Regions from separate parts of the Homo sapiens genome. Here region 1 is linked to region 2. The links are chromatin contacts, found by Hi-C or POLR2A ChIA-PET in ENCODE. All regions are on one chromosome and are shown on one strand. The core of a region is the stretch at or near the end of the contact, and the rest is flanking DNA. Distances in the headings are between cores, read along the strand shown. Region 1 holds the start of CDKL1 (cyclin dependent kinase like 1). Region 2 has its middle 12 kb from the start of ABHD12B.

Evidence for each region. A loop is a pair of places that touch in the nucleus more often than their neighbours do. ChIA-PET counts read pairs that join two places held with the same protein, here RNA polymerase II (POLR2A). Pooled maps may share reads with other maps.
Region 1: a loop to region 2 is called in a pooled map, with 4 times the contacts of the local background. The contact joins the promoter of CDKL1 here to the enhancer-like site in region 2. A Hi-C loop is called at or near these places in 6 of 50 pooled maps. POLR2A ChIA-PET finds 5 or more read pairs at or near these places in 3 of 52 experiments (BJ, GM12878 and activated CD4-positive, alpha-beta T cell).

The regions. Positions count from the first base shown.
Region 1 is chr14:50,395,449-50,398,957 of GRCh38, reverse strand. CDKL1 (cyclin dependent kinase like 1) reads left to right here and starts at 2,077. Exons shown (of 10, transcript NM_004196.7): 1 at 2,077-2,134; 2 at 2,629-3,257. The coding sequence starts at 3,090. RefSeq lists silencers at 1,759-1,984, 1,924-2,373 and an enhancer at 1,666-2,165.
Region 2 is chr14:50,858,644-50,861,760 of GRCh38, reverse strand. No RefSeq gene overlaps it. Among named protein-coding and RNA genes, the nearest start is that of ABHD12B, 12 kb to the left of the region's middle. Within about 2 kb of position 1,685, at least 25 of the 41 ENCODE cell types and tissues checked have a DNase peak (open chromatin) inside an H3K27ac peak, as active enhancers do; they include GM12878, where a contact is called at or near this core.

The DNA of each region.
Region 1 (3,509 bases), core at 828-3,327, 460 kb after region 2:
ACCCTGTCTCTACAAAAAACACAAAAATTAGCCAGGCGTGGTGGCACACCTACTTTGGAGGCTGAGGCAAGAGGATCGCCTGAGCCTGGGAGGCAGAGGTTGCAGTGAGCCAAGATCACACCACTGCACTCCAGCCTGGATGACAGAGCAAGACTGTCTCAAAAAAAAAAACAAAAAAAATTCTTCCAAACATTTAAGGAATTAATAATACCAATTTAATGTAAACATCTCTAGAAAATAAAAGGGAAGATAAACACTTCCCAACTCATTTTCTGAGATCAGCATTATCCTGATGCCAAAATTAGCAGATATTACAAGAAAACTATACATCAATATCTCTCAAAACATGAATGTAAAAATTTCCAATAAAATATTACTAATCAAATCCAGCAATACATTAAAATGATAAAATCATAAATAAGTTGGGTTTATCCCAGGAACAAAAGGTTGGTTCAACATCTAAAAATCAATATAATTCACCGTATCAACAGACTACATAAAAACAATTAGGTGGTGCACACCTATAATTCTAGCTACTCAGGCCTGGCAGAAGTGGGAGGATTGCTTAGGCCCAGGAGTTCAAGGGTACAGTGAGCAGTGATAACACTACTGCACTCCAGCCTGGGTGACAGAGCGAGACTCCCTCTCAATTAAAAAAAAAAAAGAAAAGAAAGGAAAAGGAAATGATCACCTCTAGATGAAGAAATGCATTTGATAAAATTCAACATCCATTCATAATTTTAAAAAGCAAACAAAAACACTAAGCAAACTAGGAATGAAAGTGAACTTTCTCAACCTCCTATTAATAAAAGGCTTCTGTGTTAGATACATATGGTTGCATAACAAATTACCCCAAAACATAATAGCAAACATATTTCAGTTTCTAGAGGTCAGGAACCCAAGTATGGCTTAGCTGGGTGCCCCTGGCTCAAGGTCTCTCACAAGATTGAACTTACATTGTCATCTGGGGCTACAATCTCATCTGAAAGCTCACTGGAGTTGGGGTGGTGGGGGAGATCCTCTATCCTCAAAAGGCTACATACGGTCTGATTCCATTTTCATGACATTCTGGAAAAGGCAAAACTATAGAGACAGAAAACAGATCAATGGTTGCCATTTGCAAACAATTTCTGTTCACAGACCACCTCTAGGCCATCCTTGTACTGGGTTTCCAGGGCAGCCACCAGCCCTCTCTCCTCAGCTCCAGGCTCCTTTCTGAACCCTTCCTGGGTTTACATTTAGTAGCATGCTGCTTGACACGGGATTGGCCCCTGTTTCATAGACACTGTGTTAATTTTCTCTCCTCGGGTACTGCTTCCAGGACAAGTACCCGCATTGATGCTGGCACTGGGAACGGGACGGATGATAAAGTGTGAGGCACTCTGCCCAGTGGCAACTGACATGATTTCATAATTTCCCCAGGTCCATCCGCTTCCCGCCAGTGTGCTCAGATTTGAGCAGTAGGAGTCCGTTGGGAGAAAGATGGGGGAAAGGAACCAAAAACAATTAAGGCAGACTCTGTAAGCTTCCACCTCCCACACCAGAAAAGTCCCACAGCAGAAGACTGCCGTGGAACCTTCCCTACTGTAGAGGAAAGTGCTGACTTTAAGCAATTTCTGCAGTCACGCCTTCCTCTTCTTTCCTTTCTCCCTCTCATTCATTCACTGACGCCGCAGCACTGATCAGCACAGACACAGAAGATGCCTCCAAGGGACCAAAGGGAATAACCGCGGTTCTGAGGTGTGGGGACTGCTGTTGCAGGGAAATGTGGACCGCTCAGGAGGGGCTCCTAGCGCAGGCGTCTTGCTCCGCAGACGCGGTTACAGCTGCGCTTTGCACGGCCTGCGGAAGTTTGCAAATCTAGCAGGTCTGCTCTCCCGGCAGCAGGACTCGGCCCGCGGTCAGGACAGCTCCCATGGACGGAGGGCGGCCCTCCGAGGCCTTTCCCTGCAGCCGGGAGGGCGGCCGGGCTGGGCCGGGCCGGGGGTGGGAAGCTGGGGCGCGGCGGCCCCGCCCAGGCAGACCCGGGGCGGGAGCCGGTTCCCATAGGGATCGCGGGCCGAGCCACGCCGAGCCGAGCTGGGCGGAAGAAGGCGAGGCGGGAGCCAGGCCCGTCCCTGACCGCCGCGGCGCCGTGAGTCCCGGGCGGGCAAGGAGGCGCGGGCCGTCCCTGGCCAACACGTGGCACCGCTCCATGCTGCGCGGCGCGGCTGAGGTGCACGTCCGGGCGCGGGAGGGTTTTCCCAGTCCCGGGGGCGTGGGGCGCGGGGCGCGGGTTGGTCTCCTGCGGCCAAGCCTCGCCGCCGCCTCCGCGGGGAGCCGGGAGGTGTCTTCTTGCCGCAGGGAAATGAGACCCGAAATTAGAACCGGGGAAGCCCTTAGCCCTCCCCGTACTCCAGCCAGCTCAGGTGTCTTAGATCGGATGAACGATAACGTTAAAAAGATAGCTTATCTTACAGCTCGGCTCGTTTTAGGATGGCAAGTTACATTTTAACTTACAGGGTATTTAACGGGCGATTAAAATCGGGTTACTGGAGGCAGCTAACTCTAGGCTGTTACTCCTGATCGCGTTGCCATTGCCGACACGGGTACACTCTTCATTCCTTAACATGTGCTGTTCTGTTCTAGGACCGTGACAAACACTCATCGTTGGGTGGGGCTCTAGTGCAGTCCGTTGGTGCCAATATTTTATAAGCGACGTTTTCAAACTATGTGAAGATCCTTTCTTTTCTTTTCTTTCTTTCTTTTTTTTTTTTTTTTTTTTTTTTTTTTGAGACGGAATCTCGCTCTGTCGCCCGGGCTGGAGTGCAGTGGCGCGATCTCGGCTCACTGCAACCTGCGCCTCCCAGGTTCACGCGATTCTCCTGCCTCAGTCTCCTGAGTTGCTGGGACTACGGGCGCCCATCACCACACCCGGCTAATTTTTTGTATCTTTAGTAGAGACGGAGTTTCAGTATGTTGGCCAGACTGGTCTCGAACTCCTGACCTCAGGTGATCTGCCCGCCTCAGCCTCCCAAAGTGCTGGGATTACAGGCGTGAGCCACCATTCTCGGCTGAAGATCCATTTTAAGAAGATTTATTCCTCTATGATGGAGAAGTATGAAAAAATTGGGAAAATTGGAGAAGGATCCTATGGAGTTGTTTTCAAATGTAGAAACAGGGACACGGGTCAGATTGTGGCCATCAAGAAGTTTCTGGAATCAGAAGATGACCCTGTCATAAAGAAAATTGCCCTTCGGGAAATCCGAATGCTCAAGGTAATTGATTCACTTTTCCTTTTTTTTCTTTTTCGAGACAGGGTTTCACTCTGTCTCCCAGGCTGGAGTGCAGCCATGTGATCATAGCTCACAGCAGCCTGGAACTCCTGGGCTCAAGCCATGCTTCTGCCTCAGCCTCCTGAGTAGCTGGGATTACAGGTTCTAGCCACTGCTCCGGGATCCACTTTTTCTTTAAAGTGAATTTTTAGGGATGAAAGAAATAAAGTGAGTCATGTTATGTTAAAAGAATGT
Region 2 (3,117 bases), core at 436-2,935:
ATGCCCTTCACAGCTTTCCTTTGGGAGTACACTGGGGTTGGATCTAAAAGAATCTGCCCCCATAGGCCCTATGTGGGCACTGACTTTAACCAGACTTGTTTGATTGCTTTGGTAGGAGGTAAAGCCTCAGCCCTCTCTTCCAGAGCTGTTTTTAGATTGAACAGTGAAAGATCATTAAGATCCATAAATGGCATTCAGGTTTTAGTGGATGACTTTGGGAAGTCTCACTAAAGTATATATAGGAAGATTCTGGTGTGAGTATTGGGAACAAGTGGCCATTTCTTCCATACAGGTAATGTTGAAGAGGGGACTGTGTCCTTTCTGCATAAAGAAGCAGTCCCCCTGATCTATTCAGGATGGAAGGCACTTTCCAAATTGCCTCTAGAGCAGCATGATATTCTGTGTGGTCCCAGTTTTTATAAAGCAAAAAGTGGCTCAGATAAACTACATAGATGAGCAAGAAATAGGAAAAATTGGTCCTCAGTAGAAATCACAGAGGCAGACTAGTTTCACATCAAAACAGTGATCCAATCTGCTCACTACAGACAAAGGTACCAGGTGAACACAAAGAAGCTGCCCTTTGGTTAATGTTTGAGCCTTATGTCAGAAATTCTCTCACATCACAGACTCTTTGTGATTGAAAGCAAACTTTCAATCATCTTAAATGTAGGGTTTTTATGTAATGTTATAAAATAAACTCTAATGCAGGTCAATAAGTAACTCATGTAGTTTCTCAGGAAGAGGATATCATTAGTAAGACTTACATCACTAATATAACCATAACCACTCCCTCTAAGAATTAAATTTATCCTTTCAGCAAAGGCTCAATGAATTGCAAAAAAAAAAAAAAAAAGTAATCTAATGATATCTTCTCGAATGAAAGACTTGTTGAAAATTCACCTGGGTTATGCAGCTGTCACTAACAAGCTAAAACATTGCTTTCATTCTATACCGTTTGTTGTCATGGGAGCTAATAGGTTGGGGGCGGGGGTGGGTGGGACTTTTCTCCATTTATTTGCAAAGCATAAAATTGATAACAAGCTCTGTGTTGTGATTTTTAGATCAGACACGCGGGGGCAGCAGTGAGCTGATGAGCAGCACAAACAATGGTGACACCTTGGAGCCAGAAAGTTTGAATCTAGAGATTGAGATGCCGGCTAGCTCTGTTTTAAAATTATTTACACCAAAAAGATACACATTTTTAAAACCTTTAAAATTAAATACTAGAGGAATTCCTTCTAGCAGATGTTTCCTGCTCCTCATTAGTGCTTAATTTTCTAATTTCCCTGATGTTTTTGCTTTTTCTATTGACATTTTTTTTTCAATCCGTTGAGGAATTTGATCATTTTAAAGCTGAGAAACTTCCTCCTGACCAGCCGAGTTGAAACCCGGGGAGCACAGGCGGGATATTCCCACCCCACAGGCTCAGAAAACGAGCTCTGTGCGGTGCAGAGAGTAAAAGGACTGCCTTTGTGGGGAGCCCACTTTGGCCTGGAGCTGACAACATCTTGAGAGCAAATCGGTTCCAAGGGCTCCTTTTTATAAAATGGGGAAACACAGCGGCACTCCTTCTTCCTTCCCAAAGACGGATGTGTTTCATCCCTGCCTATCTGGAGCTGCTGTTCTAGTATGGCACAGGCAGATCGCCCATCTCTGAAGAGCAAGATGGGCGTGTACCCGGTTTCACTTTCACTGCAGACAGGAGAGTCTGTACACAAAGGTACCACAGCCGATCCATCTTTTTTTTTTTTTTTTTTTTTTTTTTTTTTGAGACGGATACTCGCTATGTCGCCCAGGCTGGAGTGCAGTGGCGCGGCCGATCCATCTTTAAACCCCCAGCTGAGGCGGCTTGTTTACTGAGGACAGCCTGGTCCACCTGAAGAGGCCGTTGGAGAATGACACCCCAAAGGCAGAAAGGGAGGGATTCCCCACATGGCCCCAGAACAGCCTCACAAGGGCGGCCAGGACAGCCCCTCTTGCTGCGCCTGACAAGAGCCCCTTTGTCAGGCTGTCAGGCCGGGTTTTATTTTTAGACTCAGCCAGGGCTGCCTCCTGCCCGGAGCTTTCCCCTCGCACAGCTGTTGCCTCTGCTTTCCAAAGCCCTAGCCTACCGGTGCTGTGCTTCCCTTGGCCTTGGTGTGGCTTGACAAGTTGGAAGAATGATGGTGGCTTTAAAGAGAAGGGTTGGGGAGGGGTGAGCTCCCAGGCAGGCTCCTGGGCCCTTCCTGCTCAGCCCCGGGTCAGCTTGCTTCCCCCCATCCCAGCATGCACTTCCAGCCCAGGCATTTTAAAACCAAACAATCCAGCTCCCCCAGGATGGGCAGCCTCATTGCACTGGGTGGTTGGTTACCCCTCTGTCTGGGTGTGGGACACTACCTGGCAGTGACCTGTTGAGTAGCCAGTGAGAAAGCTCAGAGCCAGGAGTCAAACTGCACAGCCACTCCTGAACCTCAGGCCCTCCCTGATCAAAAGAGTTCCTTGTATGTATTGTATTCTAGATAGCTTATTTCTTCCACTACAAAAGAAATGTGCATTTATTGTAGCATTTCCATCCAGCTCGACTCTCTAGACAAGTCTAGGCATAATTTTACATTTCCGATGCCATATTGGATTTGTAACTTTGACCCTCCATATGCGTATTTAAAATCCACACTGAGACAGGGACTATCTCTGGGGACTAGGATCAGGGAAATAAGGCTTTTTATTTATACAGTTTTGCTTTTTATTTTCCACACTTTTGTATTGTTTAATCTTTTCCCAAGAAATGAATTTATTGTATTTATTTCTTTAATTGTGCAACTTTTATTTTTTTAAAGATGGGGGTCTCACTCTGTTGCCCAGGCTGAAGTGCAGTGGTGCAGTCATAGCTCTTTGTCACTTAGAATTCCTGGGCTCAACTGATCCTTCCACCTTGGCCTCCCCAGTAGCTGGGACTACAGGTGCAAGCCACCATGCCAGGATGGAAATGAATTATTTTGTAATGTAAAAAATAAAGGAAAGAGGACAGCTCTAACTAAAGTCAGGACTATTGCTATGTTGGACATGCCTCAGCCAGGACTCAGCACAGCAAGTGGGTTTTTTCTGTTCTTAAAAATATACTTAAGTTGGGCCAGGCGC